3 separate regions of the Homo sapiens genome follow, and regions 2 and 3 are each linked to region 1. A link is an interaction called in ENCODE POLR2A ChIA-PET data of the cell type or tissue named here. Cell type or tissue: Panc1. All regions are shown on one strand. Links, peaks and the distances in the headings refer to the core of each region. The heading gives the core; the rest is flanking DNA.

Region 1 (8,090 bases), core at 1,882-6,881:
TGACAACAACTTCATTCATTTATTCATTTTTTAATTTCTTCTCTCTTCTCCTATGTGATTATGATCTTTCTCTGGGCAATAAACACACTGGAGTCATCTTTTTGCATTAATATTTGGCACGTATGGAAAACTATAAATGTGTGTTGGATATCGGTAAGGAAAGGAAAATAAAATCCTATACATTTAGTATCTGTTAATTATGAAGTATTTCATTTAGGAACTTTTTCTAAAACTTCCTCTTTAGAGTTGCAAGTGCTTGAGGTATTTTAGTGTACTATGTTTGGGTTTGAAACTTGGCTCCTACACTTACTAATTATGAGAATTTGGACAGATACTTGGCCTTGTATTCCTTGGGTTTTCCACATGTAAAATGGATATGATAATTGTAACAACCATATAGAGTTACTAGTAGGATAATTTGGGCTATTATAGGTAAGATGTCTTGAGCAGTACCTGGTACATAGTAAATGCTATGATTATGGTTGTCTTTTATTAATGTTTATTTATTTAAATGTAGAAATAATACCTACTGCATAGGTTTGTTAGCACTAAATGAGACAGTCACTGTAAAGAAAGTAACACAGTGTTCAGGTAGATTGAACGTGGGGTATGAGAAACCAGATTCAAGAATGACTAGGGCTTTTCTCCTGAGCAACTAGAGGCAAAGAGCTGTCAGTAATCGAGATGAGGGAAACTGTGGGAGGAACATCTTTAGTAGGAGTAAATCAGGAGACAATATTGGAAATGTTAAGTTTGCAACTTTATTAAATAATTAAATATAGATTTTGAGCAAGCAACTGAGTATAGAATGAAAAAGAAAAAATACAAATCAATAATTCTAAAATGAAAGTACACACTTGTCCTTGAAGCCTAAATTGAATTATTTAAACCATTTTATATAACAATGGTTTCTAATTTATTAGATATTTGGGACCTTTTCAAAAGCAGATGACAGACACATGAACATATACATACAAAATATGCATACATTTAATGTTTATGCTTTGGTGATTTTATCTATATAAACCATAGAGACAATGCTGAATAAAAGTCTGATCCTCTTTTTCTAATTTTTTGTGCAAAATAACACTCACTTCCTGTAAACAACTTTAGTAAGTTGCACAAGCAAAACCAAATATAAACTTTATTTCTTCATAAAAGTTAATTTCAATAGACAGCTGCTGTTATTTGGCTTATATGGGAAGCTGAAAGTATATACAGTATATTCAATTTGTTTAATGAATTCAAAATGTTTTATTCTGATGATAGCAAAGTTTTAAAACCAAAATTCATAGAACTACCTTCTACCAAATGGTATCAGAGTTCTCATAGTTTACTTCAAAATTCTCATTGAGTTCTGTCAAAGAGCAACTGCATTTTCCAAGAATCTGAATTGAATTTCTACCAATTTCTTTGTCTGCAAACCCATGGAATCATCTGGTAAGATCTTATCAACCCTCATAAAAAACGTATTCCAGTATTGAAATATTTACATGGTTATCTATCTCAGATCTCCTCTTCCAAAATTGTGGTTTGGCAAAAACATTTCTAATTTTAGCAGCATTAGTCATGGTAACTATAAAAAGTTGAATGAGTCTACTTTTCTCTTTCCTAAAACCAAACCTGTTATACAAGTTACCTAAACAGTGATTAAAACTATTCCTATAAAACTGTTCTGAATCAGTTGTAGCAGTGAACAATAGAAAAGGAAATTAAAACCACAGTTCCACTTAAAATAGCATAAAGAGGATATTACTCTTACGAATAAATTTAACAAAAGAAATGCAAAACTTTTACTCTGAAAATTACAAAATATTGCTGAGAGAAATTAAAGAAGGCCCAAATAAATGGAAAGATACCTCATAGACCAAAAGATTTAATATTCTTAAGATGGGACTGTACCTCAAATTGATCTATATATCCAAAGCAATTCCTACCAAAACCCCAGCTGGCTTTTCTGTAGAAACTGACAAACTAATATTAAATTTCATGTGTAGATGCCAGGAACTCAGAATATCTGAAGAACATGATTTTTAAATTATTGCTTTATGAAGTCGTTCCTTAAGTTATACAGAAAAAAGAATAGAGTTATAAAGTATATCTACACTTTCTTTCATATTTATCTATCTAGCTACCTTTGCTGATGTTTTTTATTTCTTTGCATACATTCAAGTAAGTATCTAGTGTCCTTTCATTTGAACTCAAAGGACTCCTTGGTATTTTTGTAGAAAAGATCTTCTAATGACAAATATTCTTAGTTTTTGTTTATCTGGGAATGTTCTGATTTCTTCTTTACTTAATGAAGGATAGTTTTACTGGGTACAGAATTCCTGGTTCACAATCTTTTTTCTTTCACCATTTTAAATACATCATTACACTGCCTTCTGGCCATCATGGATTCTGCTGAGAAACCTAATGCTGATCTTATTATAATATCATCAAGTAACAAATCATCTTTCTCTTGTAGTATTCAAGAATTCTCTTTATCTTTAGTTTTGACAGTTTGATTATGGTATGTTTAGGTGTGAATCTCTTTGAGTTTATCCTATTTGGAGTTTTTTGAACTTTTTGGATGTATTTATTAAAACTTTTAATCAATTTGAGAATTTGTTGGGTTTTATCTATTTAAATATTATTTTTGTCCTTTTCCCACTTTCCTCTGCTTTTGAAACTTCTGTTATGTACATATTAGTATGATTGTGTCCTAATGTCTCTGAATTTCTGGTCACTTTACTCATTTTTTACTTTGTGTTTTATACCGAATTTTCTCAGTTGACCTATCTTCAAATTCACTAATTCTTTCTTTTGCCAAATCAAATCTGTTCTAGAGCATTTCTATTAAATTTTTAATTTTAGGTATTATACTTTCCCACTTCAGAATTTCCATTTGGTTCTCTTTTACTATTTCTATCTCCTTATTCATATTTTCTCTTTTGATACATCATTGTCATACTTTTCTTTAATTATTTATACATTATTTTCTTTAGTTCTTTATATATATACATATAATAGGTGATTTGACATCTTTCTAAAGTCCAATATTTGGGCTTCCTCAGGAACAGGTTCTATTGATTACTTTTTTTCCGGTGTATTGGTCATACCTGTCTGTTACTTTGCACATTTTGTAACTTTTCTTAAGAACTCGATATTTTAAACAAAATAATGTTTCAATTCTATAAATGTAATTGAATATTCCCACAACTAGTGCCCTCCCAGCAAGAAATCATTGCTGATGTTTGTTTGCTTAATCATTATTTTGGACTAAATCTGAAAATTATATATTCTGTTGTGTACGGCCACTGAAGTCTCTGGTTGTTTGGCTTAGTGGTCGGCTAATTATTGGACCAAGATTTTTCTAAATCTCTTGATCCAGTAAGTCTCCCAGCCTTGGCCAGGCATTCTTCATGTGTTCAATAACACATATTTAACTCCTGCCAGTAGGATTACAACTCTACTTTAGCCTTCAATTCTTGCTAGTACGGAGCCTCTAAATCGGGGAGAGGGGGAAGATTACCCCCTTCTCATATCATTCTTGGATATATGTACAACCCTCTACATCTTTGTGGCCTTATGGATTTCCAGAAATATGTAGGCACTTTACAAAGCCCTTTATGGTCATTTTATTCTTCCATTTTCTTCTTCTTCTTTTTTTTTTTTTTAGCAGCTGATTGCTAGCCCCAACTGTTATTGCTTCCTCAGGTAGCTGTGACGTGAAACAACTGCCACTAATTTTTCATACAAATGTGCTGGAGATACAGCTGTACACACAGAGAGAATTCTAAATAGTATCAAATAAAGACAAACCTCGCCTGTAATCCCAGCACTTTGGCAGGCCGAGGCAGATGGATCATGAGGTCAGCAGTTTGAGACCAGTCTGACCAACATGGTGAAACCCTTTCTCTACTAAAAATACAAAAACTAGCCAGGCGTGGTGGCACATGCCTGTAATCCCAGCTACTCAGGAGGCTGAGGCAGGAGAATCACTTGAACCTGAGAGGCAGAGAGGCAGAGGTTGCAGTGAGCCAAGTTTGCGCCACTACACTCCAGCCTGGGCAACAGAGCAAGACTCCTTTAAAAAAAAAAAAAAAAAAAAAAAAGACAAGCCCCAAGGAGGAAGCTTTTCAGACAGGGCAAATAGTAAACATTCTCTGAAGATAGAATTCTGGGGGAGTTTGAAACCTCTCATCCCCTTATGTAGCTGCTAGGCCACTGCCTTTCACAGATAAGGCCGTTGATTTTCAAGTTTAGTGTGGAGCTACTATGGTAAGGGGCACGGGGATGGGGAACGCTTGCAGCTCACTGTTCTTACTGCAATTCAGATAATGCGCCTTTTTTTATTAGCAGAAAGGAAATTTATCCTTCCTCAAAATGTAGTAACAAGTATTTACTTAATTTACAGAATTCTGAAAAAGGTAATTTTAACATTTTTCGTCACTTATTTTCTTGCTTTTACGGAGGAGCAGATTGTTGGGTGTTCTTACCTCCTCCATTTGAAAAGTGATTCTCATAATGTTTGAGAAGTCTAACAGCATGGCTATTCAAAGATCATAAGGATTCTAAAACATGCTCAGTTAAGTCATTGACTACTTGAAATCAAACCATTCCAGCATTACGTTATCTCAATATGAGCATATCAGTTCTTATTTATTTTACCTTTACTTTTGATTTACCCCCTTGTTATTATTTTGAATATGTTTTAGAAGCAGGCAAAAAGAAATATGTCTGGAGGAGAAGTAATGTTGGATGGGTACATATGATGTGCAGGGAAGTTTGGAAGCCTTCCCTTCACAACATCTCTCTCACACAAAACACTACGCATGCACACACACACACACTTATCAGACAATGTAGCTCTGTTTCCACCTTCCCTTAAGTGGTTTTTTATAATTTAAATCTCCAGCTACCTGGGAGAACCATAACATAGGCCTTCTCAAATTAGTATTCTTTACATGACAATGATAGCTCAAAATATAAAGAAATAATAAAACTGAAAATGTCAAAATAAAATATTTTTCAAATATTTAAAAGAAAAAAACTTATAAATCCTTTATCAGCTGAATAGTCTAATAAACATAACAATTAATTGTTTTGAAAAGTTAACCCTTTTCTCATTCACCCCCAGAATACTTGCTGGTGACGGTTGCGGTTGCAGCGCTTACCCTGAGATAACTTTGCCATACAGTATCTTGCTTTTACTATTATTCTCTCATTGCCCTAGTATACCTACCTTGGAAACAGAAGACATTTTCTATTTATAGCATTCTGATTTTAGTAATGGTATTTCCATTTAAAAACACAGTAATTCTCGATTGCTGAAAATGTCAAATTCTAAAAAACATAGCATTCTTTTTTTTATTGTACTTTAAGTTTTAGGGTACATGTGCACAACGTGCAGGTTTTTTACATATGTATACATGTGCCATGTTGGTGTGCTGCACCCATTAACTCGTCATTTAACATTAGGTATATCTCCTAATGCTATCCCTCCCCCCTTCCCCCACCCCACATCAGGCTCCAGTGTGTGATGTAAAAAACGTAGCATTCTTACATGTGATGTTAACATCGTTCCCAAACAGTTGTTGGCCAAAGATTCAATTGATGAATCTGATTTTTCTGAAATAGATTATTCTGATGTTAGTTGTGTTTAGAAATAACTCCAAGAACAGTTTTTATATTTTATTTTCACATTGAAAGTCAGTCAGATTTGCTTCAGCCTTAAAGAGGGTGTTTGTGTAAAATTAAATGACCAAAACAGCATGGTACTGGTACAAAAACAGACACATAGACCAGTGGAACAGAGTAGAGAGCAGAGAAATAATGCCACACACCTACAACCATATGATCTTTGACAAAACTGACAAAAAAAAGCGGTGGGGAAAAGAATCCCTATTCAATAAATGGTGCTGGGGTAACTGGCTACCTATATGCAGAAGATTGAAATTGGACCCTTTAATTTTACCATACACAAAAAACAACTCAAGATGGATTAAAAACTTACATGTAAAACTTAAAGTAGAAAAACTCTGGAAGATAACCTATGAAATAGCATTCTGGACATAGGACCTGGCAAATATTTAATAATGAAGACACAAAAGGCAATGGAAAGAAAACCAAAAATTGACAAATGGGATCTAATTCAACTAAAGTGCTTCTGGACAACAAAAGAAGCTATTAACAGAGTAAATAGACAACTACAGAATAGGAGAAAATATTTGTAAACAGGGCATCCAACAAGCTTTAATACCCAGAATCTAAGGAATTTAGACAAATAAACAAGTTAAAAACAGCCCCATTAAAAAGTGGACAAAGATCATGAACAGACACTTTTCAAAAGAAGACATACACATGGCCCACAAACATATAAAAAAATGCTCAGCATCACTAATCATTAGAGAAATGCAAATCAAAGGCACAGTGAGTTACCATCTCACACCAGTCAAAATAGCTATTATTAAAAAGTCAAAAATAACAGAGGTTGGCAAGATAGTGGAGAAAAGAGAACGCTTATACACTGCTGGTGGGAATGTAAATTAGTTCAGCCATTGGGGAAAGCGGTTTGGTGATTCTCAAAGAACTTGAAACAGAGCTACCATTGGAACCAGCAATCCGATTACTGGGTATATACCCAAAGGAATATAAATTATTCTACCATAAAGACACATGCACGTGTATGCTCATTGCAGCACTATTCACAATAGTAAAGGCATGGAATCAACTTAAATGCCAATCAATGGCAGACTACATCAATAAAATGTGGTACATATACACCATGGAATACTACACAACCATAAAAAAGAACAAGAACATGTCCTTTGCAGGAACATGGGTGGAGCTGGAGGTTACTATCCTAAGTGAACTAACACAGGAACAGAAAGTCAAATATCACATGTTCTCACTCATAAATGGGAGCTAAACATTGAGTACACACGGACACAAGGAAGGAAACAACAGACACTGGGTCTTACCTGAGAGTGGAGGGTGGGTGGAGGGTAAGGATAGAAAAACTACCTATCAGGTACCATGCTTATTATCTGTGTGATGAAATAATCTCTGCACCAAATGCTAGTGACACACAATTTACCTATATAGCAAACCTGCAAAGATATCCCTGAGCCTAAAATAAAAGTTTTAAAAAAAGAATTTCACTTTGCTGCTTCTTGTTAATTTCACATGATTCTGCAGGCAAATCATTGCACAATATCACACTAATTCCTCTACTCTATAAACTATATAATTATTGCTAAAATGGTAGTCTAAAGCATTGTATCAGAGTATCATAAGCCATATTAAAATCTTATGATAAAGTAAAACAGAAGACACAAACCAGTCTTGCATTTGAATGTGTATACAAAACTCCTAAATAAAATACCAACTCACTGAATTCAACAGTGTAATAATCTGTACAATTTAGAGATGAAAAGATAGTTTCAACATTGGAAAATCTAATGCAATTTATTATCAGAATACAAGATGAAAAGCATTATAATTTGATAATGAAAGAACATCAGTGATGAAATTCAAAACAAATTTCTAATTTGAAAAAATACCTAAAATATAGGAATAGAAGAACACTATAAAGATATCTACTAGACACAGAGAACAATTATTATGCTAATGGAAAAACATTAAACATTTCCACTAACGACAATGGTAACACAAGCTGCTTGCTGCCACTACTGCTATACAGCTTCATTTTGATTGTATTAACCAATTCAATAAAATAAGAAAAATAAGTAAGAAGTATCAATACACAAAAGGCATAAATTAAAGCCATTGTTGTTTAGAGACAAAATATGCTAACAGAGAAAAGTCAAAAGGTAAAATAAATACATATGCACATATACAGAGAGAGAGAGAAACTTTTTATAAAAGTGATATCAACTCCAATTACAAATTCATAAAATTCTATTCACAGTAACAAAATAATAAAACATATATAAGAAGAACTACTTAATTAAGGAAATCCTCCATATTCTTCTATGAGAAGAATCAATATTGTGAAGCTGCCAGTTTAGCAGTTATTCTGTACATTTGTGGTATAGGCAACCTCTAATATAGTCCCTGACAACAGCCACCTCCTGGTTTTTATG
Region 2 (8,090 bases), core at 1,291-6,290, 150 kb after region 1:
AAATTACCTTTTTCTCCAAAGAATTTTAGAAAAGTATAACAAAACATTCATTTTCAGAAGTGAAATATTAAAATAAATGGTACTGCATTCTTAAATTATAATAATGTCTCCTAGTGTTGGGCATATTACATTAATTTATGAAATCTTCCATTAGTAAAATTACCCACAAATCAATAACTTTTACTACTGTTTAAATACATCAAAATAAAAATATTCAGTATTTCTAACATATCTCATCAAAATATGGATCTATAAACAAGATCAACCTCAGAAAAAAAAATCATCCTCAACCAGCAATGTCATATTGAACTTCCAAATAAGCTTGCTAAACGCCTCTGTTACCTGACTAGGCTCAATTCATATTTTACTCCTAAAGTACCATTATTCCATGTCATTATTACTCATATCTCATTCCAGAATGATTTTGTTTTCTGAAAAATATGTGGCTGTATTTTTTTTTAGTCTTTCCTGCTACCCACTTCAGGGTGTGTGTCTTTTCTACTGAGGCAGTTTAACTTTCACACATTGAAAATGACAACCAGCTCAATTTGATGATGCAGAAGAACTAAATACATCAGGAATAATGGGACCTAATGAGATGTTTGTGTTATACTATATTTCAAATGAAGAAGTGCTGCTCTGTGAAAGTATGAAGAACCCAGGAAGTAGCACCAGAGGGATGATTTCTGAATGGGTGTTTTTACCTATCAAATTTGTGACTCTCCTACAGCTTATCCCTTTGACCAGGAGTAACAGTAGGATGAAACATGCTGACTTTGCTAACTATTCTGTCCTGAGACTCTCTGACATAATCCACTTATAGTTTCTAAAATTCTGTGGTGTGATCCAGATGTTTCTATTCCAACTTTCTCTTCAGATTTTCAAAAATATACAAAGGAATCCCTCTATATAGAGAATAATAAATCAAATGAGGAAACAATTTAAATTATTATTTTTAAGCAGTAATAGTGATTGTATTGTATCACAGGAAAACTAAAACGTATTTGATTTCTAGTTTTAACTCTTTGACTGCATTTAATTATGGTCCTCATTTATTATCACTACCAACAAGGATATGGAGGGCACTTTTCAATACATTCCCTCTGACACTCAGAGGCCAATTCTCTCTGAATGCAAACCACACATGGTACAGCTGCGGAGTGCTGATGCTGGTATGCAGACACTATAGATATGCAACTGTCACTAGGTGAAACCGCATTAATAAATACCCACCTCAAAGAAGAGGGAGGTGTTAAGGCTTTTAAGCCACATTATACATTATATTCAGAAATCTCTGAGTTGCTTGTTGCAGTTCAGAAGGAAGAGGACCCAGAATATTTTAGGTATATATGAAACATTAATATTATATATAATACAGTGCTACTATAATCAAAAGGACAGCCAAAGAAAAACCAAATATGATCTATGTACATTGGAGGAAAATCAACTGTATGAAGACTAAAAAATTTAGATCCAAATTCTAATTTTTTAATTCATATGTGCCAGTTATCCAAATGTTTTAAATATTTGGGAAAATAAAGGCTTTTCCATGTATGCAAATATTTATAGCATTTGTATACATAACAGTTTTCCCAGTTTTAGCATATCTTATGTAACATATATTCTAAACTTGGTAGATCTGTGTACTAATTATGAGAATCATAAAATTATGTTTCAACAGAAAAGAAAAATGTAAGAGAGAAAAAAGTGCTTCAAAAAAAAAGCAACTAAAGCTGTTTAACTATTAATGATGATTTCCAACTATTAGGTAAAGATTTTTTTCCTAGGTAGATCGTGGGAGTTCGTGATAACTATAGGTATGATCAAGGCTTATTTCAATGCTTTGAAATGTCAAATGAGTAATTTTATTCTCTTTTATTTTTAAACTATTTGCAGAGACAACACACAATTATATAATGTTACATTTATTTTAACCTACACTTCTTCCTTCATAAGGTTACTTGTCTAAACATTTCACTAACATTGTGCAATTTTAAACTGAGAAAAAGAACAAAGTTACAAGTGTGACAATTTATCAGGAATAGATTAAGTGACAGCTGTAACTAGAATCAGAATTAGTAGATTATTTTAATAGTTCCAGGAAGAGTATAATTTACAAAAGTACATTTGAACGATGTTAGGAAGATATCAGGAAGAATTATTTGCTTAGTACAGGATGATTTCTTTAAGTTAAACTTCAGTACTATTCTTTCCATTTGAAATGTTTTAAGTATAGAGATGTGTCTCTTGATTCAGCAATTCAACAATTGATTCATTGACATGAGAGAAAAGTGAGCATTTCCCAAAGATTTTGCTGAAGTCATGGAATCTTTTTGTAAATTTATGATTTTTAAAAAATATCTTTTGATAGATTGTCCTTCCTGTGATTGTAATTCTAAGAAAATAATATATGCATTCAAATTTTTTTATATACTAAATTAACTGCAATTCATCTTTCTTACAATTGAATTACTAAGAAAGAATTTATTTAGGCAAAGTTTCATTATATTCTATTTCTCAACTCCCTAATATCTAGAAATCTGTTTTTTTCCCTGTATCTAGAAATCCTTCCTTTTTTCCTGAAACACTGCTCCTCCAGAAATCTTGACTATTTAAGAGGTATTAATCCAAATTTTCCTAAAGCCTAATATATTAACAGTCGATACTATTCTTTTACCAACATAACCCACTTGACTTTAATGCAAATATATATGTGAGACATGTTTTTGTGAAGCATCTTTCATTATGTCCATCAGTATGTTCTTTCATAAGTCTTATCCATTTCAATATCATTTCTTCAGGTGAAAAAAGAAAAAAAAAAGCTTCAAGAGGAACCATTTATCCCTTACACAGTGATGTGTATATTTGGGTATTTCTTAGATTGATGATGATGATGATGATGAGATGATGATAATGATGATGATGATGATTTAAAATATTATATTTTTGTAAATATTGCTTGAAAAGAAGAACTTCAACTTGGGAATTATGCCAGATACAAATACACCTTTCAACTTTAAATTTTGTAATTTTAAAATTTCCCTTTCCAAAAGTTCCTTCGGATAACTTATTATCCTGCTTGAGTTTTTATAAATTGTATGCGTTGCAAGGCAGAATATATTTTGCATTTCTGTCAAAGGTTCAATACCCGTTATAAGTAGAGTTGTGACTATACAAGGACTATAACAAAAGAAATTGCATGATATCCTTACCCTCACAGTGATTACATTCTCTTTCAAAGCAAAATAACTTTAACATAGAGCACAGTCTCTCCTACATTATGGAATGTTAAACTTTCACTCACAAAAAGCTATGCGTTCAGCATATTTACTATAAAAAAGTAGATTTTATTTCACCTATTAACTGATACAAAAGTGTTTTCTCCTTAGAGCCAAGGAGGAAAAAAAGCAAGTGGGTTATAAACACACACATTACAGATAGGTAAATAGATACAAGATAGAAATTCAAACTAATATAAAGATTTGAGCTGCCTTACATTATCGATTTTGGTTAAATGGAAGAAAGAAAGAACATTTTTAGTATAGAAATATGCATATTTATGACATACCTAATTCAGTGTCCAGTTTGTTTTATGATTTTTGTTTACTAAAGAGAAAGAAAAAGAGCTCTCTATACTTTCTGGACAGAAACATCCTGGACTTAACACTAGCCAGCCAAATGTGACCTAACTTTAAACTGCAATTGAAGAGTTAGGTCCTATCAAAACTGCCTACTCATAGGACTCAAAAAATGACCACGTATAAACCCAGTAAATGACCATGCGAATAGACAAGCGAATAAAAGGAAAACTGAAGATCAATCTATAAACTAAGGAACAGAGAATAATTTATTTATGATTGAAAAATAAAAATAAAATATAAGTTTAAAATGTGAATATAAATTTTCATGTGAAGATTGAAGCCATGGTTCTATAAATCTAAATATTCCCTGTACTAAAGTAGTTATAAACAGAAATTAACATTTTATCATTATAGTTTCACCTGGGAAGAAAATTCTGAATTTTACCTATGTCTAAGCAATGCTTTTCTAAATGGATTTTGAGTAAACTCAGAAATGACATCACAAAACAATTAGCCAAGTTCATTAAGGATATTCATTCCAAGTATATTGAGGCTTTAGCCAAGTAGATTGAGGAAAGTAATGACAAATTTTTAATGGCAGCTCATCTCCTTAAAATGAATTTTCTCAAATCTCTTCTGTTGGAACTTGTACAGTTGGAAGCATGCAGTTGATCGTTCCTAACATTTGCATGAATGTGTATGTGCTTGTGAGTGGCCACTATGTGTGAAGTCTAAGGGGACTGCTCCATGTTAATGAGAAACCAAGGAATTTCTCTAGCAGCATCTGGCGTAAGTGTGAATCACATAATTTAAAGTTGCCTTGGACAGCTTTTACTTACATGTCTTGTTTCAAATTTTAGATCTTCTTTCTTAAAAAGCACTTTAGTCTTTATAATATTAAAAGGGGAAAAGTGTTCTACCCTGTGCTTCAAGAAGCAGTTATGGATTGAGCATACGACCACCCCACGCACTCTGGTGGTACAGAATGAACATCACAAGCTCATACTGCTGTTTTCAGGAAACTTGAAAAGGCAGCCAGATGCAACCCAATCTGACAGTAAGCCTCTCATAAGCACAAGTCTGCAATCCATAAGCAGAATTATGAGTCAACTCAATTCACTCTAACAGAATTAGAATCCGAACCGTTTGAATGTAAAAGTCCACCTTGTCTTATCAGATTCCAAGCCTTTTTATTTTTTACATCATCCTTTGTAAAGGTTATAATGTAGATGCTCAGCAAAACTTTCATTAAGAATGTGTCATTTGTAATTTTCACAAGACTTAAAAAAGGAATAATGATATGGAATTTGAAATCAAAGTTGCTTTTATTTGAATTAAATAAAAAATAACTGACAGTAATGAAAGCTACACATTCTATATAGTTTAATGATGTCATTAAATTAAACCCACATCAAACCTTCATTAGAATAACTGCATGATTTTTAAATCAAATTCAACTCTACAATATTGAAGACATATTTTCAGAGAAAAGTAACTTGGCATTAACTTTTTTAAAAAAATGATTTAATTGACTTTCTTCTTGTGCTCCAATTCTTAACAGAAGTGACTTCTAGTTTTTTAAATTCTATTTTTGTTTAAGATATATTACAGAAATGCCAGGGTATAGATGAATTAAAATAGGAATAAGTTGAATGTCTCAAGTATCTCAAATATATACTCTTGTACAGTCTATACCAAATTGATACATAAACTAGAAAACTTATGAAATGACCAAAAATTAGGAGTTCTCACTTGAAGGATTACCTTATATGATTTTACCAAAAATACAGTGTGGCATGCAAACTTGAAGAACTTTGGAAAACAATATGCTTAATTAATCTCAGATAGCAAAAGTATATACAAACAATTTGTCAGCAATGTGATTTATGTGGAAAAATTTAGTTAATCTATAGTTTTATAAGTACTATAATGAGCTACAGCACAAATTATATTTTTCTAATTCAAATAGCAAAAGTTTTACATCGAGATTGAGATCATCATTCTTAAAACATTGTTTTGAGGCTCAAGTTTTTATGACTCAAGTTTCATCAAGAATCTTCATATTTGAATATTCTTTTTGCAACTGTTCTTTGCTTCACTTTTAAACAAGTCTCAGCGTAGCAAGGATGTCTCTGAAAATGAACCTTCTTAGTGCTTATTGAAAAGAAGGTAAGAACAGAAACATGAATTTTTCTTCTAATAGTGACTCCCCCTGAAAATAATAATTAGCTGGTGAAAGGCAATACTGGCTCAGCTGTCAACAGCTCTAAAATCAGAGTCTCCAGTTTAATCATATCCTTAGTATAATATGCAAAGATCTCTTTAGGAACCCAGAGCTAGCACTAATAAACAGCGCCAAGTCATTTCATTTTCTAGAAAAAAAATCAGTATCTGAAAAACTCGGAAAGAAATTGGCATTTTCTTTTTCTTTTTAAAATTGTGATTAATATTTTGTTAATGAGAACTTTTTAAAATTTTATTATTGTTTTTTAAAATGTTTATGAGTACATAGTAGGTGCATATATTTATGAGGTACATAAGATGTTTTGATACAGGCATGCAATGTGAAATAGGCAGGCACATCATGGAGAATGGCGTATCCATCCCCTCAAGCATTTATCCTTTGACCTTCAAACAATCCAATTAAACTCTTTAAGTTATTTTAAAATACCCAATTAAGTTATTATTGACAATAGTGTCGCTATTGTGCTATCAAATATTAGTCTTATTCATTCTTTCTAATTTTTTTATACCCACTAAGCATCCTCACCTCCCCTCCAAGCCCCCACTACCCTTGCCAGACTCTTTTCTTTAAAGCTGTAATTTGCACTCAAAACTAAGGAATTTTATTGAAATGTTCAATTTTTTCCCCATAACAGATCTACAGATAATTCTTATTTTGAAACTAAAGAAAAGGTCCTACAATGTGTTCATTTGTATTTGAAATATAAAAGATAATAATTCCCAAAGAAATCGCATACTGTATAATTGCTCCTTTACAGTAACAAATGGAAAAGGTCAAATAGTCCAACGATATTGATAAATCTAGGTGTGGTGAGATATTCTGAATAAAGGAAAGCCAGTTCATCCATTCAGTTAGACTTTGCTCTCAGATGCTATGATGGAATCCAGAGCACTAAAGCTGAGGGCTTATTTATGCTTCCTCTTTAAAAGAAATTACATATTATCTAGAAGAATTCTTTAAACATAAGAAATGTTCTTTCTAGTTTTCCTTTTTGATGTGTAATCAATAGAAAAAGTTATCAATATAAGTGTATTTAAATTTAGCCAAATTTACCTCAAACTTTAGCAGCCAAAAACAGCTCTCTGAGTTACAAGTCCCTATTTGATCTGGCTTCACTTTCCCCAATAGATTTTTGTTTTGTTTTGTTTTGTATTAGCTTTTGATTTTGCTCTGTAATCAAACGAAGCAAATATGAAGCAAAGAAAACGTGCTCTCAGGCCAACAAATCAAGAAAAAAATAATATAAATTAGAGTCCTAGATGCTTAGTACTTTTACCTCAAGAAAAACACATTTAAATAAAAAATTTAAATTCAGCACAGTTATTTGACCCTACATTTGCTGATTGTATTTCCATTTTAATTTATGCAGTTGTAATTAATATATCCAATTATAAATATATAAAATTGCACATATCAGATGTAATATTACCCAATTTCAGTGGGTTAAAGAATATATTTAAAATATTATTACATATTTAGAATGATCAAAATTTGAGAAAATCAAGTTTCAGTAAACAAATTAATTTTTTCTCTTCAAACTAAAGCACATGAGCTAAAATATAGTTCTAAAATTATCATAAAGGCAAATACTTTGTTTTATGACAAGTGTTTTACTTTATTAGAAAATTTATATCTAAAGAAAAAATATTTTTGCAATAATAAATATGATGCTTGCTGTTTTAAATTAAACAGTAAAGTTAAAGGATTGTTTTTAAAAATTGAACTCGATCTTTCTTGTAATAATCTTAAAACATGTCAAGTTATTCCTACAACAATTATTCCTATTTAATTTGGGTAAATTTTTTCTTGAAAGCAGTTTCAAAATATAATATTCTTACAAGGTCTTGTGATTTTGAAATGTGGCATATTATTCAGCTTTGGGTCTTTGATGTGTGTTTTCCCCTCAATCCATGCTCCAACAATTCTGTCATACAGAGAACTGAAAATTAAGTTATTCTCACCAGCAATACTCCCCCACAAAGAATCTATCAAACCATAGATATAAACCTCAGAACAATTCCTGCCAGGTTTCTCATGCAAATGCTGCAGAAAAACTTACAAGAGCACTTTAAGATATTGAGAACCCTTCAATACAACCCAGTATAATAACTTTTACTTGCTAATTTCTATGGGTCAGTTGCAAAGGAATAGACCTGTCAATCAGTTTCAGATGTAGCAGAATTTGTCTGTCTACAAACAGGGATACTTTGTCGTTGCCATAGAGACTAATCCTCCACTTTCCTTCTGTTGACACAGCTAGTCAC
Region 3 (8,090 bases), core at 1,291-6,290, 170 kb before region 1:
AATACCCATCTTTAATAGCAAGAGAAGGTGCTTTCTTAGTTTCACCACTACAACTCCAGAACATTAAACAATACTTGTCCTATGATAAACAATAAATAGTTGATGAAAGCATGAGTGAATAAATTACTAACAAATGAATGAATAAATAAAGCACACATTATTCTAATGCAAATTGTCCATGAACCAATCTTTGAGAAACAATAATCTGGAGTCTTCATTCTTTAATTTAACTTTCGAGAATGTTAAAAAGTAATGATCATTTCCATAGCAGCGTATTTAGGAAATATTTACGATCCGTGACACCTACTTAATTGAGATGATTCTGGTTTACCGACACATGTTCAGAAATACTTGAATACAGTATCAATTATTTTTATAAAGAATTATTCTTCCTTAGTGATGAAGCCTTTTTTTGTTTGTTTTACTTTCAGTTGTTAATTCTGATAGTAGTGTTGAAGTTAATTGGATAGGGTGTAAACTTGCTTAACTCCATAATGATTCCTCCCTGCCAATCTTTTCATCTCCATGATTATTATCATGAATTCTCTGAACTCCTTGCCTATGTTACTCAACAACACAAAATGAATTTAGTGAGAGTAACTAAGCACTGATATGACAAGTTGATAGCAGGCCTACTAATATGATCTGCTTGTGGTCACTGATCTCAAATGTCTTTGTTACATTACAGATGAAAGACAGTGAAATGAAGAGTTAAGCAACATCAGCACCTCTGGAAAGGACTTCAGTATGTGAGAGTTTGGAATTTGAGGACTTTATATTGTGTCAGATCTCCTTTATAATTTAAAATACAGAAGATATCAAAATTGGATTTAGGGTCATTTTGATCTCCTAATAATTCTTGCTTCTCTGTTGCTAAAGAGAACCCCAAAATAAACTCATAGTACAAACAATATTGTTCTAGGAAGTATTTTAACTGCAAAAGTAACAACAATAAAGAAATAATGATCTTTTGTAAATTTTGACAAAGGGCCAGAGGTTAACATGTCATATGTAAGTTTAAAATATATATTACACAATGAGAAATTTAAAACTAATGATAAAAATGCTATAAGGATTTGGATGAAGCAGGGTTCAAATCTCATTTGAGGAGTCAAGAAATTATTAGAGGAGGAAGCACTTCAGTGACTTGTATGTAGCAGGCACCAAACAAATATTTGCTGTAGGAATGGTATTTTAATGAGATCTTCTACATTAAGCATATAATATGATAGACATTTATTATTAAAGAATTTTTAAATGACTTTTAAGATATATACCAGAATTTTAAATATAGCTGATAAGGTCCTCCATGGTCACACTTCTGCCTACCTCCTTACCTTTATTTTGAATCATGTTCTTCAAATCATCCTCGACATCTGCTAATCTCTCAAAGCATAATATCGTGTCCATACCTTACATAATGTTGTCCTATTATTCCTTTTGACCCAAGATTATCACATTAGATTTCCTCTGCGTACGTCTGGATGCAAATTTGCTTAGGGTTCTTTACAACCCTGATGATCAAGGAAGACATAGGGAAGGCAACCCTCGTTGGTATGCAATATCTGCACCTTTCAGGATTCTCAATATTGCACGAGATGGAGAGGCATCTGGCTTTGCCTTGGTGCTATGATTTTAAAAGTGGCAAAGGACAAGATACATGTTAGCCACCTGCCCCTTCTTCCTTTTTCTTTGCAAATTCTCAGGGTTTGGTACTGGGAGAATTTGGAGAAGACTATTGCAAAGGGACTTCGAATATTGCTTTAGTTTCCTCTCTGATTCTCACTTGCGTTTGGACAGCCCTTGACTGTCATTTCGGGATGAACTTTATTTCTATCCTGGTCTTTATGCTTCTGAGAGTCAAATGATGCAAGTCTCTGTTACTTCGTCACCTCAGGGGACAACAGCTTATGGGTGAGAGGAGTAAATTAAGAATTCAGCCAGAGATGGGAAGGGACAGCATTCTAGATGTGGAGCCACTGAGGAGAAACAAATTTGAATAAAAGGAATGAAAGGAGATATCTTTTTTTAAGGTGAGTTTGGCATGAAGATTTGATGTATGCTAGGAAAAAATGAAATGTTAAGAAAGGTTTAGACAAGGTCATGGGAATAGAGACTCTTACGTTTTGATAAAGTAACCACAGAGTCCATCTTGAGTTCAAAGTCAGTTTATATCCCTTCCCCCTTCTCATCCCTGCCCTTCCATGTTTTGAAAGACATATACAGGAATTGAATGACTTGACATATAACCACAAAACTGACTAGCACATGCCATCCCATTGGAGATGAAAGATATCACTGACAAGGTACAATAATGGGGTCAAATGACAGCCTCCATCGAGAAGTTATATTTTTCTTGAAAGTTTATTTCCCAGCAGGTGACCGCCTTCAAATAATCTCCAATTGCATTTACCATATGAGTAATGACCATTTATCTTAATATTCTATTATCTCAGTGGTCTCCAACTCATTCTATTTTAAAAGTAATCTTGTCCACTTTCTACAACATGGTCCAATCCTTTCTTTAGAGCATGCAGGTATGGATCTAACTACCCAAAGAGAAAAAGATTAGATAATATCCCCAGTGTGGATTCAGAAATACATTAGGTTATAAGAAAATTGATGGATAATCTCTACCAATAAAGATCAAGTAACTCAGGAAGTCTTTTGGTTTTTATTTTACTGCTTTTTGTTAGGTCATGCTCATTCTTCACTGTGCACAGATTTATTTACCTAATAGTGTGCTGTTCATGCTTGAAATAGCAGAATAGAAGTACTCCCAGCACAAAAGTGAGTGTGCGATAAGCCTCATCTCCAGTAATAGCACAGTTGTGAAACTAGAAGCATTCCTTACTTACTGAAAATTGAACAATAGTGTCACTGTAAGAGTGATAGTTGTGTACTTTGGGATTGGAGAGACATGAAAATCATTTTTAACTCAAAATAATTATGAATTGCTAGGTGAAAAATACCAATAAATATTTTTTCCTCTGAAAGATCTGTATCTTCTTAATACTATACTCACATCCTGTGTTAACAGGTTCATGCTTAAGTGGTCAACATGATCATAAATCAAAAGTTTACCATTTAAATTGTCAGGTTGATTCCTAACACTTTTGTCTATCTTATCTCTTATCTCATCCATTCTTAAGCGATCATTTCTTGGATAATAAATAAACAATTTTTCTATGTGTTCAACTGCTTAGCTTTACTACATGTAAAAGTGAAAATCCATTTAGCATAAATATTTGCATTTATAGAAAGATTTGTTTGGCCTTCTGGACTCTTACGGTCAAGAAAAATTATTTTAGTTACTTCAGGCAAAAATATTAAGATCATAGTGATCTTTATTTTATCATAAATAGCAAAGCATTACAAGCTTAAAAATTGATCCTAGAAGCAACAAACTAGAGACTGATTAGAATTTATTTTTAAAATGAGTGTTCTAACTAATGTGATTTAAAAAATAGAGAATAGACATAGTGAGTGATACTGATATTGAGAGATATTGGGGTGATAAGTAGAAAGATTTGATAATTGACTGGATCAGTAGGACAAAATAAAAGCAAAACATACAATAATAATTGTTTCATCATTTCTGCTTACTTGTGGATAATGGCTATTTGGGGATAATAAGAGGTTATATCTGCTACTTTGTGTATCACTAATACAAAGATGAAATCTATAGAAGGGAATGGTTTGATAATTAAAAGTATATGCTTGTTTAGAACATGTGAAATTTGATATATTTCTGAAGAAACCGCACAAAAATAACTTCAGCCCAGACCTTTCCTTTCAGTTCCAGATTCAAGGTCCAAGTGCCTGGTTCACATTTCTTCTCAGGTGTCTGGAGTTAAAAGGAAAACATGAGCAAAACATTACTCCTGTTCTTCTCCTGGTTCTCTTCCATTGTTTCTAAATCAGAAATGGCAAGTCAGCAACCGGGTTGTAAGATTTAGCAAATAAATTTGAATTGTGTGTGTGTGTGTGTGCGTGCGTGCATGCATGTGTTATATCTCTCAAATATTGCATGAGTCATACACTAAAAAAGTTATTGTTTATCTGAAATGCAAATTTCACTAGGCACCTTTTATTTTATCTGACAACTCTCTTCGGAAGACTTCATCATCGAACCTCCTTTCTCTTACTGCCACTTCCAAATCAGTACATCACTATGGCTTAGCCTGCTGTGTGATTATCCTTTATCTAGACCACCTCAGTGGGTTTCTTCACTGTTCTGTACCTCTGTTGGCTCCCCCAAGTGTTTTCTCCAATCTGTACCTAGTATTACATTTTCAAACTGAGCGTCTGTCATACCACACCACTCCTCACATTGCTTAAAAATTTGCTCTTAGGATACAGATAAAAATTCTTTGTCACAGCTTACAAAGGACATTAAGCTCTGTCATCTCCTAGCTAGCTTCATCTCACATGTGCTCCAGCCACACTGGCCTTTTTCAGATACAAACAAACCAGGACATGCTCGCTAATGACCTTTAAACCTGTGATTTTCATTGTCTGGAACACCATATCTCTCCTTTTCACCTACTTAATTTCTACTAAAAGTCTTTACATCTCACTTTAAACATGACTTCCAGCAACAGCCTTCTCTAGGTCATGCTCTTATAACATACTTGCTCATACCCTTTATCACATATTTAATTTTACATTAATTTGTGTGATTATTTGAATTCTAGTTTTCCCATAAGAATTAAGGAACCGTGATGGCAATGGCTATCTTGCTTTTCCTCACTATTTTGTCTCCAAAGATAAGCCTGAAGGTATATGTAGCTACCACTGAATAACATTAATTGGTTAATGTCTAGTAGACATTTAGAAAAAGGAATTAACACTGGCCAGGTAGGCTAGGAAGAGATTTGAAATGGTTCATTCTTAAAGAGTCTAGGTAATTTATTTAGAAATAGTAAAAATAGAAGGAGGAAAGGTAAAAAATTAACCATGAAGATTGTTTATATGCAGGAATCATGAAATTGGTTAAGAACTATGAAGGGAAAACAGAAAAAAATGATCATCTAAGTAAGGAAACAAAAGCTTCAAGTAGTGGTTGATTTGCATTTTTAAATACTAGGGAAAGGAAAAAGAATGAAAACTGGTACTAACGTATCAATTAAGAGGTTATTTGTGATCTTGCATAGATAATTAAAAAAAAATAGTGGGATAAAAAGCCAACCGCGAAATAGTAAGGAGTAGAAGATGGCAATATAATCAATGAGGTTTAGGTTCCTATTTTTGAAGGATATGTCCTTTAAACTCTTTGAGTTGTTGAAATAGATTTCACTATGCACGATCTGTAGACATGATTCTGTAATGCCATTAGATCTGTAAATGAAAACATTTGTAATTACAAATTTCCACACATAGGGATAAAGAAAATATTGAACAGTTATTTAATACATCCTGTGTGTGCCAATTTATATTCAGACATTTTTCTATAGAACAGTAAAATCTTTCCGCTGTCAGCATATAGCCAAGGCACAAGCTCACTCTCCTTCTACCCAACTAAATCTCTCTTTTTTTTCTTTTTCTTTTTTTTTTTTTTTTTTTTTTTGAGACAAGGTTTCACTCTATCACCCAGGCTGGATCTTGTCTCATATGATTTCATCATCCCACCGCAACCTCTGCTTCCCGGGTTCAAGCTATTCTCCTGCCTCAGCCTCCCAAGTAGCTGAGACTACAGCTGCACCCCATCACACCCAGCTAATTTTTGTATTTTTTATAGAAATAGGGCTTCACCATGTTGCCCAGGCTGGTCTCAAACTCCTGTGCTCAAGCGATCCACCTGCCTTGGTCTCCCAAAGTGGTGGGTTTACAGGCGTGAGCCACCGCGCCCGGCCCTAAACCTATTTTTTTTTTTTTTGATGGAAAGTGCTCTTCAACTGTTACACAATTACAAGAAAACATATTGGACAAAAAACTTTCATTAAAATGGGTCCAAAAATTCTTGTACAATGAGAAAGATTGGGATGAATGATTTTTAATCATTTAAAAAGCATACTTGACAAGGAAAAAAATTGCAAAATCCTTATGTATCTAACCTGGAGTATGTGTCCTAATATCAAGCAAAATATGTGCACCATTCATGTACTTAGTGTGATTACGCCTTATTACGGTTTTTGAAGAGCCATGATATTTATTAGTTTTTTTAATCATTTTTTCATGAAGTATTATTTTCCTTTTGCTGTTTCACCAAATGCAACATCTGAGTTAGATTAAAACCGGGTGGTTGGCAGGAACAAAAATAAAAAATAAAAAGTGTTAAGTGATCATATGTTAGCAATAATGCTGTCTCGAGACATCATTTCTCACTATAATTTCTTTGAGGGAGATCCTTTGTGTACCTCGGTAGTTTTCAACTGCTATTTAATGCTACCCTTGGAATGGTTAAAGAGGGGACACTGTAGAGACAGCTCTGTCTCTCTTTTAAAAGGATCCACACTTTCCTAAAAGCCAAATGATATTAAATGCCCAAGGATGAAAAAGCTGTGGACACTATTGAAAAAACGTTCACTTTGCGATAGTTTCTCCAGCCTCCCTCAAAGTGAACCAGAAATGAAAATTCAGCACTACACCATTTATCCCTTTACATATTGTTATGTGAATGAAGAATTATTGCACAGAAAAGCATCTTTACTTTTACTGCTATTGCCATATGCCTTCCGTGAGAAAATATATCTTTCATTATACTACTGTAAATTGGTGTTTTAAGATGTGCTTTAAAAAAAACTGTATTATGCCTTGAAAGTACATAATAACCATGTTAAACAACTTTATTTTTCCAAGAAATGGTGCATTTTGCGTTACCTACTGTAATCATTTTGTATTTAACATGAATTGAACAGACACTCTCCTTCAGATGAACTTTCTGGTGACAAACTTTGAAATTGATAGATTAAAGCTGATTTGGGATTGTCAAAATATTGTATAGCTATCTGCACAAAATATGCATAAAATTTTACAGATGGTGGACTGCTGGTTTACATGGCAGCTATGTTAGTATATCCACGGCCGGTTAAATTAATAGTGTCACAATCTATCTTCCATGGCAGGTGTAAATGACTTTTAGCACATCAATAACTAGTTTACAATGATGTCCCTTCGCTACTTAAGGTTTGCCATTGATTTTTTGTTTTGTGCAAAATAGCACACATATTATCTCCGTATTTCGTTGTAGAATATTTTAAAATAAACCCAACATTTACAGACTTGTAAACAATCTATAAAAATATCAGACTTAGTCAATTATAAAATTATCTTCTAATTATTCCACCTGAAAATAGGGATTCCAAGTTACTAACTTGCATCTTACATGGATTGGCATTGAAAGTGAACTTTTAAGAAGACTCTAATATGTAAATGAACTTATGTAAAACATATTCCTAAAATAGCTGCTATTATAATCTGGACAGTTCAATGATTTGGAAGTTATTCTTTGATGAATATTAAATTAACTGAACAACTCTTCATGGCTGAAATACCCTTTAGTAAAGGCTACTGATTTCATGATCACCATCAACATTGCTATTATTATTCATAACACCTTAAATTTGTATAGCACTTTACAATCCAAAAAGTATTTTTACATATAAAGTAATCCCTCTCCAATTTTAGTTCTTATTATATGAATTTCAAATATATGCAAATCTATTTCTATATATTTTTTGCAACTACTAGAATATCAGTTCCACTCACTTCTATTGAAGATCATTTTGAAAACGGAAACTGGGTGTTGGGAACCTCAAAAGGAAGTTAAAGTGGGTTGTCTTGAAATAGAGATTCTTACAATAGAATCTTTGAAAAGATAAAGAGAGAAAAGGAAAAACGATTCAAATCAGAAAACCACATTCAGATGAGAAAGGAAATGGATTGATGGCAAATGCTTTGACAGGAAGTTATTTGTGTGCAATTGCAAAAAATATGAAACCCAGGCTACAAAGGAGGCAGTCTGTGAAATACCTACTCGGTGATGTTGAGGAGGGCACATAAAGTGATACGAGCCATTCTGTAGCTTAAACATCCAAGTCACTCTGTGTCATAGTCCAGTTTCAGAAGTGGGAGTTGTGAATCAACAA

What was found. ChIA-PET counts read pairs that join two places held together with the same protein. Peaks named below come from ENCODE experiments on the same cell type or tissue, not always from the same donor. Only the 100,000 strongest peaks of a DNase experiment are listed, where the experiment ranks them.
Region 2: POLR2A ChIA-PET joins it to region 1 with 19 read pairs; 1 of 35 experiments calls an interaction of 5 or more read pairs at or near these places.
Region 3: POLR2A ChIA-PET joins it to region 1 with 5 read pairs; 1 of 35 experiments calls an interaction of 5 or more read pairs at or near these places.

Annotation. Positions count from the first base shown.
Region 1 is chr5:91,781,380-91,789,469 of GRCh38, reverse strand. No RefSeq gene overlaps it. Among named protein-coding and RNA genes, the nearest start is that of ARRDC3, 400 kb to the right of the region's middle. In Panc1, for the core only: no CTCF peak of the experiment used is centred there; no DNase peak of the experiment used is centred there; H3K27ac peaks cover 846 bases.
Region 2 is chr5:91,633,017-91,641,106 of GRCh38, reverse strand. No RefSeq gene overlaps it. Among named protein-coding and RNA genes, the nearest start is that of ARRDC3, 250 kb to the right of the region's middle. RefSeq lists an enhancer at 7,698-8,090. In Panc1, for the core only: CTCF peaks have their summits at 4,362 and 4,563; no DNase peak of the experiment used is centred there; H3K27ac peaks cover 1,679 bases.
Region 3 is chr5:91,946,852-91,954,941 of GRCh38, reverse strand. No RefSeq gene overlaps it. Among named protein-coding and RNA genes, the nearest start is that of ARRDC3, 570 kb to the right of the region's middle. In Panc1, for the core only: no CTCF peak of the experiment used is centred there; no DNase peak of the experiment used is centred there; H3K27ac peaks cover 1,014 bases.